2 separate regions of the Homo sapiens genome follow, and region 2 is linked to region 1. A link is a loop called in an ENCODE intact Hi-C map of the cell type or tissue named here. Cell type or tissue: GM12878. All regions are shown on one strand. Links, peaks and the distances in the headings refer to the core of each region. The heading gives the core; the rest is flanking DNA. Region 1 overlaps IQCK (IQ motif containing K). Region 2 overlaps IQCK (IQ motif containing K).

Evidence for each region. Peaks named below come from ENCODE experiments on the same cell type or tissue, not always from the same donor. Only the 100,000 strongest peaks of a DNase experiment are listed, where the experiment ranks them.
Region 2: a loop joins it to region 1, with 2.4 times the contacts of the local background. A loop is called at or near these places in 4 of 110 quality-filtered maps.

Annotation. Positions count from the first base shown.
Region 1 is chr16:19,803,825-19,812,154 of GRCh38, reverse strand. The region is part of intron 7 of IQCK (IQ motif containing K); the gene reads right to left. Among named protein-coding and RNA genes, the nearest start is that of IQCK-AS1, 42 kb to the right of the region's middle. In GM12878, for the core only: no CTCF peak of the experiment used is centred there; a DNase peak (open chromatin) is centred at 3,764.
Region 2 is chr16:19,857,245-19,865,574 of GRCh38, reverse strand. It overlaps IQCK (IQ motif containing K), which reads right to left. Exons shown (of 9, transcript NM_153208.3): 9 at 7,108-8,330. It overlaps GPRC5B (G protein-coupled receptor class C group 5 member B), which reads left to right. Exons shown (of 4, transcript NM_016235.3): 3 at 3,602-3,738; 4 at 5,031-8,330. The coding sequence ends at 5,075. Among named protein-coding and RNA genes, the nearest start is that of GPRC5B, 23 kb to the left of the region's middle. RefSeq lists enhancers at 3,174-3,754, 4,335-4,916, 6,190-7,389. In GM12878, for the core only: no CTCF peak of the experiment used is centred there; a DNase peak (open chromatin) is centred at 4,817.

The sequences.
Region 1 (8,330 bases), core at 105-8,104:
ATCAGTGGGTGTGGTGGTGCACGCCTGTAATCCCAGCCACTGGGGAGGCTAAGGCAGAAGAATTGCTTGAACCCGGGAGGCAGAGACTGCAGTGAGCCGAGTTTGCACCACTGTACTCTAGTCTGGGCAACAGAGTGAGACTCTGTCTCAAAAAAAAAAAAAAAAAAAATTAAGGCTATTTCCTAAATTTACCTGATGACACTGAGATCACTGAAGGTACTTGTTCAAAACAGAATCCCAGACCCTTTCCCTGTAGGTACTGATTGAGTATGTGTGAGGTAGAACCAAGGTTTCAGCATGTTCAGGAAGAAACCTAGGTGATTCTAATGATCTGAAAAGTTTGGGGAACACTGTTCTAATAAACAGAATGTTAAGAATGAACTTAATGTTACAAGACTTAGCATCCTAACATCTGTACAACTTTCAGTTCTTGCTCACATGAATGGCACGTTGATTATTTCAAATCCACAAAATCTGAGTCAAAAAGGACTGCTCAGGTCATTAATGTATAGTCAGCAAGGCACTATCTCTGTGACTCATGAAGAGCAGCTGCTTTTTGGTGGGGTCGTCTTTGCAGTGCCAGATATAAAGAGGCCTCCCAGGAAGCCACACCTATTTTTTGTTAAAGTCCCTTTAATAATAAGACTATATCGCAGTACAGATTTGGAAAAGACGGAATTTCCCCCAACAGCTCAGTGATAATAGTTCAGATAAAGTTCATCCAACTGTTCGCTGTACTTGTTTACCCAAATAACCAGGGAATGAATAAGTTGCAAAAGCATTTAAGGTATTTGATAAACTTTCCAATGATTTACAGGGTTAAACTACAGCAAAGTTTGCTATGCTAGAGACCATATCATTGTACAATGCATTGTTGTTGTTTTGAGACAGGGTCTCGCTCTGTCACCCAGGCTTGAGTGCAGTGGCATGATCTGGGCTCACTGCGGCTTCAACCTCCTGGGCTCAAGCCATTCTCCCGAGTAGCTGGGACCACGGGCATGCACCACTACACCTGGCTGATTTTTATATTTTTTGTAGAGACCAGGTTTTGCCATGTTCCCCAGGCTGGTCTCAAGCTCCTGAACTCAAGCAATCCACTAGCTTCTGCCTCCCAAAGTGTTGGGATTACAGGCGTGAGCCACTGTACCCAGACCGTACAATGCCTTCAATGCCTTGATCTCTTCTTTACCACTAATACGTATTCAAGAGCTGACTTTTACGTAGTACTTTCATTACATAATAGTGCCAGCACTATTTTAAGACTTTTATACATATTAACTTTTAATTCTCAGAACAACCATACAAATTAGAAACTATTGCCATCCCCATTTTCTTTCTTTTTTTTTTTTTTGCTGGAGTCTTGCTCTGTCACCCAGGCTGAAGTGCAGTGGCACGATCTTGGCTCACTACAACTTCCGCCTCCCAGGTTCAAGTGATTCTCCTGCCTCAGCCTTCTGAGTAGCTGGGATTACAGGCGCCCACCACTGTGCCTAGCTTTTTGTATTTTTAGTAGAGGGTTTCGCCATGTTGGCCAGGCTAGTCTCAAACTCCTGACCTCAGGTGATCCGCCCGCCTTGGCCTCCCAAAGTGCTGGGATTACAGGTGTGAACCACCATACCTGGCTACCATCTCTATTTTCTTTTTCTTTTTTTTTTTTTGAGACGGAGTCTCACTCTGTCACCCAGGCTGGAGTGCAGTGGCACGATCTCGGCTCACTGCAAGCTCCACCTCCTGGGTTGACACCATTCTCCTGCCTCAGCCTCCTGAGTAGCTGGGACTACAGGCACCCGCCACCACACCCGGCTAATTTTTTGTATTTTTTAGTATAGACAGGGTTTCACCGTGTTAGCCAGGATGGTCTCAATCTCCTGACCTCGTGATCCGCCCGCCTCGGCCTCCCAAAGTGCTGGGATTACAGGCATGAGCCACCGCGCCTGGCCGAACATCCCTATTTTCAAAGAGGAAACCGAGTCAAGGAGAGGTAGAATAACTTGCCTAAACTTGTGCATACTGTAGCCAGCACTTGAACCTACATGGCCTAACTCTAAAGTAGCAGTTCTTAGCTTGGCTGCCCACTGGACTCTCTTGGGGGTGCTCTAAAAAAAACCCACTGAAGGCTGAGTCGTACCACCACAGCTTCTGATTTAACTGCTGGCTTCAGGATTGTTATCGCCGCCCTGGTGTTTCTAATGTACAGTCAAGGTTGAGCACCACTGCCCTCACGTGTGGACACTTAACTCCTCTGCCAGCTCTCAAAGTCGGATCCGTAGACTGGCAGCATCTGCATCACCTGAGAACTTGTTTGAAACACAAGTTCTCAGGCCCCACTCCACTCCTACTGACTCCAGTTTTCTGGGGGTGGGGCCCATCGGCTGTGTGTTAACAGGCCCTCTGGATAATTATGATGTGGGCTAAAGTCGGAGAACCGCTGCACTGTGCCCCATTGAATCACATCTTCCTGGGTCCCTATCCCCTTGAAAACATTGTCGTGCTTCTCATTGAATGAGGGAGTCTATCACCTCTCTCTTGAATCTAGGCAAGGCTCATGACTGGCTTTGACAGATAGACAGTAACTGAAGTGCTGTGTTGTGCAACTTCCAGAAGGCTTGAAGTTTTTGTTTTTGTCCCCTGGATTGTATCTGCTACAATTTAAGGAAGCTGATGTGGTTTACTGGAGGATGAGAAGCCACATGGAGGAGAACTGTGGTGCCCCAGCCAGCAGCCAGCACCACCTGCCAGACATGTGAGGCCAGCTTGGACATTCCAGCCCAGCCAGGTCACCAGCTGAATGTAGCTACATGATCGAGTCTAGGTGAGACCAGTAGAGGAACTACCCAGCTAACACACGTCATGAAAAACAATCAACTGCTGTGGTTTTAAGTCACTAAATATTAGAGTGGTTTGTTACTCAGCAGAAGGGACTAGATTGCAGCTGCGCAATTTACCCTTAAACTTTGCCCTGGAGGGAAACTGGTTAGCCCTTAAAAGAAAAGGATGTGGCTGGGTGTGGTGGCTTACGCCTGTAATCCCAGCACTGTGGGAGGCTGAGGCAGGTGGATCACCTGAGGTCAGGAGTTCGAGACCAGCCTGACCAACATGGTGAAACCCCGTCTCTACTAAATACAGAAAATTAGCTGGCCGTGGTGGCGCATGCCTGTAATCCAGGCTACTTGGGAGGCTGAGGCAAGAGAATCACTTAAACCCAGGAGGCAGAGGTTGCAGAGAGCCAAGATTGCGCCATTGCACTCCAGCCTGGACAACAAGAGTGAAAACTCTGTCTAAAAAAAATGACCCTAGGAAAGTTGGAGATTTGGCTGGTGCTAACCCCAGGCAGGGTACTAGGTGGCTCACATGCAGGCCTGGCTTCATGGGCACTGCCCTGTGCAACTGCACAGGACTCATGCTTACAAGGGCCTCACACTTATTTTATGCTCTGCTGACACTATCTAGAAATTCTTAATCACTTTGAACAAGGAGCCCCGCATTTTCATTTTCCTCTGGGCCCTGCAAATTAATATATAACCAGTCCTGCTAATATACAGGTTTCTCATTTACTCCACACAACCACCCTAGGAACTAGAATTCCTTATTATTATCAGCCTCACGTACAGATAAGGAAAATGAGGCTCTGAGAAGTGAAATACTCATACAAGGTCACATGGCAAGAGAGGCAGGGTGGCACTCAGGCTTCTCAAATCCCTGAGCCCTGGAGCCAGTTCACTGCAGTGAACCCTGTGTGAACCACTGAGTGAAACCTGGAGTGTGGTTTATCAGTTTTCGTCACATACTGGGGGTACATTGTGACTGAGCAAATAAAAAGGGAGTTTTGCTGATAGCCTGGCAAGTTGGCAAGACATTTTCTGGGCATATTAAGGAAAATACACTTGCAGCTCTAACCCAGAGTATGTTTAAACAACTACAGGAGCAGGCAGGGGGAAGGGAAGGGCCTGACCTGAGAAGTCAGGCCCGAAGCAGCCCAAATCCACTATTTATAGTGCTGTGGCCTATTTTGGCCTGCCGGGTGGCCCTGAAAATTGCCCTGAGAACTGGGCCTAGAAACAGACCATGGAAACCAGGCGCCTTCATTCTGGGGTATGGCTGGAATCATGCTGGGCACAGACAAAAGTTTTCTTGATGAGCTCAAGGATGTTTTTTTAAAAAAAACAAAACAGGATTTTCTTTGACAGGGAATTAAAAAAAATACTCATTTAAGGAACATCATCAGGAAATGATCAGGAATATATTCTTAGGGAGAAAATGCATGGATCAGACCCAGCCAATACAGAGCTAATACTTATGAGCCCTTAACCATGTGCCAAGCACTGTGCAACCTGCACCATTTCATTTATGCCCTCACATATGACCCTGTGACAGCAGCAATATTATTATCCCCATTTTACAAGAAAGGAAACTGAGGCTTAGGAAAATTAAGTGATGTACTGAAGGTCACATTGTTGGCAAGCCAGGATTAAAACCCAGATCATGGCACCCTACTAGGCTGTCACCCATAGGGCTGCTTCTCAAACTTCAGCATGCAAAGACTCTCCTGGGAACCATGTAAAGATGCAGATTTTGATTCAGGAGGTCTGGATGGGGCCTGAGATTCTGCATGCCAACCAGATGCCAGTTGATGATGATAATAGCACTGGTTCTTGGACCATAATTTGAGTAGCAAGGATGCAAACAAATATTACAAGTTTTCCTGCTTCTACTTTTATCCTCTTACAATCTGTTCTCTCTGCAGCAGCCTGAGTTATTGTATTGGTCTCCATTGCTGCATAACAAACATCCCCCAGGCGTGGCAGGTTTAAGAAACAACACAATTTCTGAAGATTAGGAACATAGGAGCAGCTTAGCTGGGGCATTCTGGCTTAGGGTTGAGGCTGCAGTTAGGATGTCAGCTGGGCCTGCAATCATCTGAAGGCTTGACTGGGCTGGAGGATCCACTTCCACAATGGCTCCCTCCCATGGCTGTTGGCTAGAGGCCTCAGTTTCTTGCCATGTAGGTGCCCCCATAGGGATGATCAAGACCAGCTGGCATCCTCCAGAGGGAATGATCCCAGAGGGAGAGAACAAGTGAGCACAAGACTGCTGTGTCTTTAATAACCTAATCTTGGATGTGGCACACCATTATTTCTGCCATATTCTACTGCCACACATATTAACCCTGATACAATGTGGGAAGAGACTCCCCAGTAATGGGAATCCCAGGGGGTGGGGGTTATTGGGGAGTCACTGTGGATGCTGACTACAGTTTCCTGATGAAAACTCAGATCATGTCATTCTTCTGCCCATCATTTCTTATCAGTCAGAATAAAATCCAAAGTTCCAGCATCCAAATGAAAGCTCACCTTTGATTCTACAAGATCTGTCCCCTGACTGCTTCCTCATCTCCTCTCCCATTCACCTCTAGCTCACTGCTTTATTTTTTCTTTTTTTGGGGGGTGGGGGGGTGGGGAGTGGTTTGAGACAGGGTCTTGCTCTGTCACCCAGGCTGGAATGCAGTGGCATGATCTCAGCTCACTGCAAGCTCTGCCTCCCGGGCTCAAGCCATCCTCCACCTCGGGTTCCCAAGTAGCTAGGACTACAGGTGTGTGCCACCACACTCAGCTATTTTTTTTTTGTATTTTTTGTAGTGAGTTCATTTCACCATGTTGCCCAGGCTAGTCTCAAACTCCTGTACTCAAGTGATTTGCCCGCCTCAGCCTCCCAAAGTGCTGAAATTACAGGTGTGAGCCACTGAGCCTGGCCTCACTTTTATTTTCTAATATATATATAATGTATTTTTTAGACAGAGAGTCTCGCTCTGTCACCCAGGCTGGAGTATAGTGGTGCAATCATAGCTCACTGTAGCCTCAACCTCCTGGGCTCAAGCCATCCCCTCACTTTAGCCTCCATTAGCCTCTACCACCATGCCCAGCTCCAGCTCACTTACACACTGACTCTCTTGCTGGTCCTCAATACATCCAGCACCCTCCTGCTCCTGCAGGCCTTTGCATGTGCTTTTCCTTCTGCCTAGAATGAACTTCATTCAGGTCTCAGATCAAATAACACCTTCTCAGAGAGGCCTTCCTTGACCAAATTCACCATCTAAAATAGTAGCCGAGATGTCTTTTCAGGCTTTTGCATTTCTGACTACCGGATGGCCTCACCCAGACCTGTGCTGTGACTCAACCAGTCCTGTGGCTCCCCACCCAGAAGTAGACTCAGCACATGAGGACTGCTTTCCACACCCCTATGAGTTCATCCCCAACCAATCAGCAGCACCCATTCCCTAGCCCCCCCACCCCACCAAACTATCTTTGAAAAACCTCTAGCCTCCGAGCCTTTGGGGATATTGATTTGAGTAATAACTCTGTCTCCCATGTGGCATGGCTGGCCTCGTGTCAATTAAACTCTTTCTTTACTGCAATGCCTGGTTTCTATGAATTGCTTTTGTTTGTACAGCACACAGGAAGAACCCATGGTGTGGTTATAAGATGTAAATGTATATTGTGAGCTGCTGAGTTTTGGAGTTTGGGGGTGATTTGTTATGCAGCATTATTGTGACAATAGCTAACTGACACACTCTTTGACATTATGTTACTATGCATTTATTTGTATCTGTTTACAGTCTCCTGAAAGAATGCAAGCTCCATGAGGGCAGGGACTTTGTCTCCTTCCCTGCAGGTTGCCTAGCATCCAGAACAATGCCTGCCTGCCACATTGTAAGCACTCAATAATTACTAGTGAGTGAATATTAGCAAATGAATCCATCTCATTGTAGCACCTGCTTGCTTAACTATGATGCTATATTGCCTTCAAATCAGACCCCAAATTGCAAAGGATCAAAAAATAATTGTCTTGCACAGGAGATCTAGGCAGCATACTATTTACCAGGAAAATGTGACTCATACACCAAGCTGCTGGCCATTCTCTGTGCCAGATGCCATCTCTCTTCACCTGGGCCATATCTGAAGTCAGCCAGAAACGACAACCAACCCCTGCCTGAGAACGGAAGTGCTCCTTTAAATGACACTGGCTCACCTGGTTGGCTGGCTGTCCCCGGAGGAAAGCCAGAGACAGGGCTAATGAGCTCACACAAAGGGAGGAAATGCACCCCCACCCCCCTTCCTGGAACAGCTGCAGCAGGAGACGCCCCTCTCTGGAAAGGAGGAAGAGGAAGCTGGGGAAAGCAGACCAACAATGTGGGGAAGCCACATACTCAAGAGAAAGCAGAAGGAAAAAAGAATCTGGCGCTTAAACAACGATTGTTGGAACTTTACGATGAAATATAATACAAATCAAGACCAACTCCTAAAGGTTTCTTTGGTCCTGCCATCTCAGGGCTCACCCTGGGTTGAAAGTATTGTGAATGAGAAATGTTTGGCTAAATGCCAGCCCATCAGCCACACTGGTATTGTGTTTTTCTTTAAATACAAATACTGGCCAGGTGCAGTGGCTCACACCTGTAATCCCAACACTTTGGGAGGCGGAGGGAGTGGATCGCTTGAGCTCAGGAGTTTCAGACCAGGCAACATGGCAAGACTCGTCTCTAAAAAAATACAAAAATCAGCTGGTGTAGTAGCTCACAGCTGTGGTCCCAGCTACTTGGGAGGCTGAACTGGGAGGGCTGTTTGAGCCTGGGAGGTGGAGGTTGCAGTAGGGTGAGATTGCACCACTGCACTCCAGCCTAGGTGACAAAGTGAGACCCTGTCTCAAAATACAACAACAACAAAAAAAACCACCACACACACACATACACACAACAAACCTTTTACCTCTGTTTAGGAAATAGAACCTCAAGTACTTTTTTATTTTATTTTTTTTTTGAGATGAAGTCTCCCTCTGTCACCCAGGCTGGAGTGCAGTGGTGTGATCTCAACTCACTGCAACCTCTGTCTCCCAGGTTCAAGTGATTCTCCTGCCTCAGCCTCCCAAGTACAGGCATCCACTACCATGCCCAGCTAATTTTTTTTTTGTATTTTTAGTAGAGACAGGGTTTCACCATATTGGCCAAGCTGGTCTGGAACTCCTGATCTCGTGATCCACCTGCCTCGGCTTCCCAAAGTGCTGGGATTACAGGCGTGAGCCGCCGCACCTGGCAAAGAACCTCCAGTACTTTTCAAATAGGAAAGTCACTGATATATAATCACCTCCATACTGACACCATTCATTTCTGCATCTACAGTTTACAGAACACTATCTCCTGTGTTGTTACATTTAGAGACTGGGCACGGTGGCCCACATTTGTCATCCCAGCACTTTGGGGGGCCAAGGTGAGAGAATCACTTAAGGCCAGGAGTTCGAGACTAGCTTGGGCAACATAGTGAGACCCCCATCTCTACAAA
Region 2 (8,330 bases), core at 1-8,000, 54 kb before region 1:
CTCACTTGACATTATTAGCAGGTTCTTGTAAACTGCGACTTTAAGTGAAATGATGTATAATAAAGCCAGTTTTTTCCTCATCAATTTCAGTAGCAAAACAATGACACTATTTGAGGATCTCTTGTATGTTCCTTCACTTAAAGTCAGAGTTTTCAAGAACCTTTTGATGGCATCAAGTGAGGAATTACTGTACATATGGCCAGATGGCACCCCAGAAAGGTAGACCAGTGGACTGTCCTTCCCCTTGATAAACGCATCGAAGCCCCATCTCTCCACCTCTTCAGCAACCTTGGGTGTTGTCAGACCTTTTTAAAAATAGACTTCTTTTGAATCATCCCAAATGTGTGTCCACCAAAATTCACATGAAGCTGGGTGCAGTGGCTCACAACTGTATCCCAGCTCTTTGGGAGGCTGAGGCAGGAGGATTACTTGAGCTCAGGAATTTTGAGACCAGCCTGAGTAGCATAGGGAGACCCTGTCTCTACAAAAAAAAAAACTAAAAATAAGCCAGGCATGGTGGCGTGTGCCTGTAGTCCCTGCTACTTGGGAGGCTGAGGTGAGAGAGTGACTTGAGCTACGGAGGTCGAGGCTGCAATGAGCCGTATTCACACCACTGTACCCCAGCCTGAGACAGAGACCCTGACAAAAAAAAAAAAAAAAAAATGAGACCGGGCAAAGCTCCCACAGAAAGGCTAAGTTGGAGTCCTGGCTAGATGGCCTTTGTTCTAGAAACCCTTGCTTTGCTGGCTGGGGACTATCTGGCATGCTCCCTTGCCACAGGAGGAGCAGCCGTTGGCATCTTTGGTGCTGACCTCAGCCAGCTTGTATTTTAGGAACCAGGCCCCATGAGGCAGAGGCCTTATCCTTGAGCCCTTGGGTCTCACAGAATCGCCGGTGCCCAGGAGCTATGGTTGGCCCAGTTTCTCTTGCATTTTAGCCTTTTGGGCTCTCTTCCTTTGAGAGTCCATCCTTGACATGCTCATGCGGTGGGAAGGGCATTCTCCAGGCTGGCCTGTGGCTTTGCCAAGCCCCAGAAGCCTCCACACCCTATATCCTTCCACTGAGTGAGACCTCAGATAGATACAACTTCACCCACCTGCTGCTTATTAGTAAGTATCAACAAGGCATAAGGTATGTGATAAAAGATTAAAATACACTGAGAGATGTAGCACCTCGAATCACATCTTGGAAAGCATTAACAAGGCACATGAAATGTTGGCTTTCAACAGAGCAAGAAAGAAAAGTGTTCTTTCCTCTATTAGGGGCTTTGGGCTGTCAGATCTCATTAGGGCCAAGGCCTATTTAAAACAACTTTTTGCTTCTTGCTAGAAGGCCCCGAGTTGGCTTTGGGGGCAAGGCCAGCCTGGCATCACATGCAGGGTCTATGCAAGAAAAGGCTGGCATCCAGCCATTTGAGCTTTGATTCCTAAGGGGACCTCTTGTCTTAGGAGAGGTCCTAAGCAAGGTGGGTGAGCCTGGCTTGCCTTTGTCTCTGGCCCAGGTGTGGGTAGGGTGTTAGTTGGGCTTCTTGAAGTAAGTTGCAAGTAATAAAAAATCCAATGTGAGTAGGCTAAAGCAGCTGTCCCCAAACTTTTTGGCACCACGGACAATCTTTCCATGGATCAAGGTTGCGGGGGGGTTGGGGGGCGGTTTCAGGATGAAACTGTTCCACCTTAGATTGTCAAGCATTAGATTCTCATAAGAAGCGTGCAACCTAGATCCCTCACATCCACAATTCACAGTAGGGTTTGAGGTCCTATAAGAATCGAATGCCAGCTGGGCACAGTGACTCATGCCTGTAATCCCAGCACTTTGGGAGGCCGAGGTGGGTGGATCACTTGGTCAGGAGTTTGACACCAGCTTGGCCAACATGGTGAAACCCTGTCTCTACTAAAAACACAAAAATTAGCTGGGCATGGTGGCACGTGCTTGTGGTCCTAGCTACTTTACTCAGGAGGCTGAGGCAGGAGAATCGCTGGAATCTGGCAGGTGGAGGTTGCAGTGAGCCGAGATTGCACCACTGCACTCCAGCCTGGGCGACAGAGCGAGACTCTTGTCTCAAAAAAAAAAAAAAAAAAAAAAAGAACACAGATTCCTTGCCTGGGTCCCAATGCTGACTGTGCCCCTTACCAGCTGTGTGACCTTGGGCCCCAAGCAAAGTGCCCCAAGCAAAGTGGACATAATGAAAGTACATATAGTCAGCCTGGGCAACAAAGTGAGACCCCGTCTCTAAAAAAAAATATTAAAAAATTAGCCACGCATGGTGGCATGTGTCTGTAGTCCCAGCTACTCTGGAGGTTGAGGCAGGAGGACCACTTGAGCCTGGGAGTTCAAGGCTGCAGTGAGCTATGATCGTGCCACTGCATTCTAGCCTGGACAACAGCAATAACTTGTCAAAAAAAAAAAAAGTAGCTATCGTGCGATGAAAATTAAATGAGTTGAAAAGAAAGAAAGAAAATTAAATGAGTTAATGGTTAATATATATAAAGTACTTTGCACAGTGCCTGGCTCCTGGTTGGCGCTCTGTGAAGCTTAACTGTATAACTAAGGTGATTTTGGTCCCTGCCCCAAGTAATTTGCAAAACAAACAAACAAAAGCAAAAACAAGCTCTCTTGTTGCTTTTTAGCCAGAAAAGTGGCTCCCTTCAGGGAAGACTTTTTGTGTGTGAGACACAATTTCACCAGGCTGGAGTGCAGTGGTGCAATCTTGGCTCACTGCAACCTTAACCTCCCGGGTTCAAGCGATTCTTGTGCTGCAGCCTCCCGAGTAGCTGGGATTACAGGTGTGCACCACCATACCCGGCTAATTTTTGTATTATTAGTAGAGGGGGTTTTGCCATGTTGGCCAGGCTGGTCTCGAACTCCTGACCTCAAGTGATCCACCCGCCTTGGCCTCCCAAAATGCTAGGATTAGGGATTACAGGCTTGAGCCACTGCGCCCGGCTTCTACCCTTTTTTTTTGTTTGTTAGATTCCTCCATGTCTTTTCATGTTAGCTTTTCTTTAACAAAAAGGAAGTTCAAATCTCTAAAAGTTCAGTAAATAAGAAACACCGGTTTTACCCATCTTTCAGAGGGAAAAAGTGCCGACATGCCATCTTGGCTTTAGGTCTCCCTTTTATTCTTGTTTGGAATAACCCTACACATGTGGTTAGAGTCCCCCTGTTCTCATCCCTGGTCACTTTCCAGTGAAGACTCTTAGCAGCTTCCTCCTCAGTGTGTGTCCAGAAACAGCAAGCAGTTTTGAGTAGTGTGATGCTGAACTTTACATGAATGGCTTTCTGTAGTGAGAAGGCGCCTGTCACCCGCGGCCTGCAGAGGCTGCGTGGCTTGGAGGGGGAACCAGAGGCCCAACCATGGGCCTCCTTCCCCTGGTCTCTACAGCAGCTTTTCCCAAACCCACTGAGATGGGTCAGGCTCCTAGAGAGCCTGAGAACAAAGCCCCTTTGTGACTTTTGTTTTGAATCAGGCTTGTGACAAAGGGGAGGAGCCACTGGGTTGGGTGGATGGGGGTGCCCGGAGCGCGCTGTTGTTGCAGGGGAAGAAAACAAAATTGTGTCTTTTTTTTGGCAATGTTGTCTTGCCAATCCCTCCCTCCCCCAGCTCTCCGAACAGCAGGATTTCCCAACGGCAGCTTGGGAAAAAGACCCAGTGGCAGCTTGGGGAAAAGACCCAGCGCTCCGTTTAGAAGCAACGTGTATCAGCCAACTGAGATGGCCGTCGTGCTCAACGGTGGGACCGTAAGTATCAAGATGTGATGTGGGGGTAGGAAGCCTAGGAGTCTACGGTGTCGGGGAGCAGCTTCAACAGGGACATACTCCTCCATGGAGGCTGCCCATGTGGCCTGCAAGGACCGCCACAGCTCAAACGCATGCAATGCTTTTATTTTTCTTCTTTCCCTTTCTACCCCTTTTCTCCACACACAGAATACCCACCTCTATTTAGAAAACCATCTGTAGATTCGTTTGAAAGAGTTTGTAATCCTTGAGGCTGTTGGACCCAGTGAATTATTTGGCTTTCACTCTGTCCCTGGGAGGTGACTTTTGGAAAAAGCCCAGAATGATGGAGCGCCCCTAGCAGATTTTGCTGACATCCAGCCTAGTTTAAGGTCCCCGGTCACCCCTCTGTTGACTCCTCCCCAGCTGGGTACCAGGTTCTCCCATTCCCTAAGAGATGTCTTAAGAAATTGAAGCAGTTACTGTTTCTCTCCCTCAAACACAGAAGCAGGTTTACTACTATCTGATGCCAAACAGACCTTCAGCAGAATTGTCATTGTTTACGTTTGCCTCCTTGGAATGACACCATTTTGTTTCTCCAGCAATCCAAAGATGCACTCTCATCTCCACATTTAATTTCCAAACATAGCTACATGCTTCTTTCAGAAACAAGGTCTGAGCCAGTTTACATGTGTAAATTGGGTTTCCATTCTTTATATCATGTTCCAACTCCATAACTCAACCTGAGCATTCTTCTTTTTTTTTTTTTTTTTATGTAAATCAGGGATGGTCTTTGATCTCTAGAGGGAATTTAGGTTTTCCTGGCCTTTTGAATGGTATGCTAGGCATTGGTTTGCATTGGTTTGGAACAGGCTCAAAGACAGAATCACAGATTTGCATTCTTAAAACCCCCTGCCAACGACTGGGCTGTTTTATTGTCCCGAGCCAAGAAAAGCCTGATTCACAAGCATTCGGCCTGTGTGTTATAATAAATATGCTTAGAAAAGCCCCCATCCGTCACTCTTAAGCCCTCCTGGTTCCTTCAAGGCCAGTGTGTGAAAAAATAGTCAAGACTGAAAGTGAATGAGTTGAACTTACATTCCTTACGGGTGGATGGTTATAGAAAAGGGAGCTGGGCTTCCCAAGAACCACAGCAGCATGACTCACAGTCATTGCTGCCTCTCCTGGGAATTATTCGACCCATCTAGGTAAAAGCAAGGTAACTTATTTTTGCCGCGTTGTTTACGCATCGGTTTCTAGTGTTGACTTTGCAAAGCACAGAGTTCTCAGTGTGTTATCCTTATGTGTTATTCCAGATCCCAACTGCTCCGCCAAGTCACACAGGAAGACACCTTTGGTGAAAGACTTTAAGTTCCAGAGAATCAGAATTTCTCTTACCGATTTGCCTCCCTGGCTGTGTCTTTCTTGAGGGAGAAATCGGTAACAGTTGCCGAACCAGGCCGCCTCACAGCCAGGAAATTTGGAAATCCTAGCCAAGGGGATTTCGTGTAAATGTGAACACTGACGAACTGAAAAGCTAACACCGACTGCCCGCCCCTCCCCTGCCACACACACAGACACGTAATACCAGACCAACCTCAATCCCCGCAAACTAAAGCAAAGCTAATTGCAAATAGTATTAGGCTCACTGGAAAATGTGGCTGGGAAGACTGTTTCATCCTCTGGGGGTAGAACAGAACCAAATTCACAGCTGGTGGGCCAGACTGGTGTTGGTTGGAGGTGGGGGGCTCCCACTCTTATCACCTCTCCCCAGCAAGTGCTGGACCCCAGGTAGCCTCTTGGAGATGACCGTTGCGTTGAGGACAAATGGGGACTTTGCCACCGGCTTGCCTGGTGGTTTGCACATTTCAGGGGGGTCAGGAGAGTTAAGGAGGTTGTGGGTGGGATTCCAAGGTGAGGCCCAACTGAATCGTGGGGTGAGCTTTATAGCCAGTAGAGGTGGAGGGACCCTGGCATGTGCCAAAGAAGAGGCCCTCTGGGTGATGAAGTGACCATCACATTTGGAAAGTGATCAACCACTGTTCCTTCTATGGGGCTCTTGCTCTAGTGTCTATGGTGAGAACACAGGCCCCGCCCCTTCCCTTGTAGAGCCATAGAAATATTCTGGCTTGGGGCAGCAGTCCCTTCTTCCCTTGATCATCTCGCCCTGTTCCTACACTTACGGGTGTATCTCCAAATCCTCTCCCAATTTTATTCCCTTATTCATTTCAAGAGCTCCAATGGGGTCTCCAGCTGAAAGCCCCTCCGGGAGGCAGGTTGGAAGGCAGGCACCACGGCAGGTTTTCCGCGATGATGTCACCTAGCAGGGCTTCAGGGGTTCCCACTAGGATGCAGAGATGACCTCTCGCTGCCTCACAAGCAGTGACACCTCGGGTCCTTTCCGTTGCTATGGTGAAAATTCCTGGATGGAATGGATCACATGAGGGTTTCTTGTTGCTTTTGGAGGGTGTGGGGGATATTTTGTTTTGGTTTTTCTGCAGGTTCCATGAAAACAGCCCTTTTCCAAGCCCATTGTTTCTGTCATGGTTTCCATCTGTCCTGAGCAAGTCATTCCTTTGTTATTTAGCATTTCGAACATCTCGGCCATTCAAAGCCCCCATGTTCTCTGCACTGTTTGGCCAGCATAACCTCTAGCATCGATTCAAAGCAGAGTTTTAACCTGACGGCATGGAATGTATAAATGAGGGTGGGTCCTTCTGCAGATACTCTAATCACTACATTGCTTTTTCTATAAAACTACCCATAAGCCTTTAACCTTTAAAGAAAAATGAAAAAGGTTAGTGTTTGGGGGCCGGGGGAGGACTGACCGCTTCATAAGCCAGTACGTCTGAGCTGAGTATGTTTCAATAAACCTTTTGATATTTCTCAAGGCCCTAGTCTCTGCTGTCTCCCCTCCCCACCCCATCCTTGCAAAGCACTGGGGAAAGTAAGGCCAATCTGGCCCTCCCTGTGTGACCCGCCTTCGAGTTTTCCTTAACAGTTAGTACATTTCCTTGTGTTACCACGCATGGGGAAGAAAACGCATGGCCCCAGAATGCCACCCCCACCTGACCTCCCCGGAAGCACCCCGCCTCTGCCCAGAGCATGTGCTTGCTTCTAGAGAATCCCGTTCCAGTCATTGCGTGGACAGAAAACGTAAGAGTCCTGGGGAGGGGTGGGAGGGAATGAAGCTAGGACCTGGGGTGGGGGTGGGGGCGGTTGCATGCGGACCCGGTATTCTGAAAAGAAAGAAATCTTCAAACACCTCGGTCCTGTCCGGTGAAAAAACGACAGCATTACACATTCTCGTGCCAGGAAATGGTTACTCACCCCCGCTCTCTGGAGTCCTTTGGAGCTTTCTGATACCATTCACACGATGGAGCAATTCACACGTTCGTTTTCTAAGTTCTTTATTGTCCAAGCATATAAGGTGAGCACAGCACAAATGGCTGCCATGGAAAGTCGTGCTTCCCCAGCATAAGAACAGAGCCATCTTTGAGCCATGGGAAGCCTCATTTAATGAGACCTTTTTCCCCCCTTTTAAATCTGATATGTTATCGCACTTAGGGTTTTGTTTTATTTTGGCTTTTAAGGTTGAGAGTGGGCTGAACGCCTTCATAATGGGGGCGGAGGCGGGAGTGAGAGGAGAAGGGAGAGAGCTGTTCTTTTTCTAATGACTACACCTGAAAAGTATCAAGAGACATCTTTGCCAAGAGACTGTAGCAGCCAGCTGCCCCCCGTGGAGCAAGGTTTAAAGACAAAATTAAATGGCACCTCTGTTTAAGATCTGCGTGTGTAAACAAGACTCGTTTGGGGAAAACGACCCGGGAGGAGAGCATCTGTGATCAAAATCTCTCATTGTAAGCACAAATTGTTCCGTGTCTGGTTATTAAAATCGCTTTGGGTCTATAACAGCCACTCTTGTCCCCCCTTTTAATAGAAAATTGTCATTCTAGCCTGGATTTCTCCCCACTGGAGGTGGAGGGTGGGAAGAGAAGGGAGTCAGCTCTGACAGCTTACAAACTGGGAAGTTCTGTGCATCTCCAGGGATTCCAGAGTTGAAGATCTGGTTGTTGGAAGCTGGGCGCCCAGTGCTTTTTTTTTTTTTTTTTTTTAGCCCAGATGCCGTCAGGACCCACTGAACAAGGGTGAACTCGGGTGGTGGTCTCGGTTGGCCAAGGCTGAGTTGAACGCCTCAGGCCAAACCCCAAGTTGAAAGGGAGCATTGTGGCTTTTATAATCCAATGATGCAATGATGATACCAGCTTACAGGAGTTCTCAGCAGGTGCTTTTTATTAACTGATGAAGAGCTAAGGCTCACTTTTGATAGATAATATATATTTATTAAATGCATTAATGTGTGTTTTATAATGTACCTTTATCTTCCCCCGGCTGACTGTTGCATACTTATAAAAAAGAAGTTAAAGAAATTTCAAGACAATCAATATGTACCATAAACGACTATATAAATATTACAAATTTAAAAGGCTGTAAACCATGGGCAGATAGGTTTTATTTTCAAAATGCTGTTCTTAACACAAAAATAAAGGCTTTACTATTTACTTAAGACGTGTGGTAGCTTGTCAAAACAACCCAGTGCAACTAACTACTAGGCT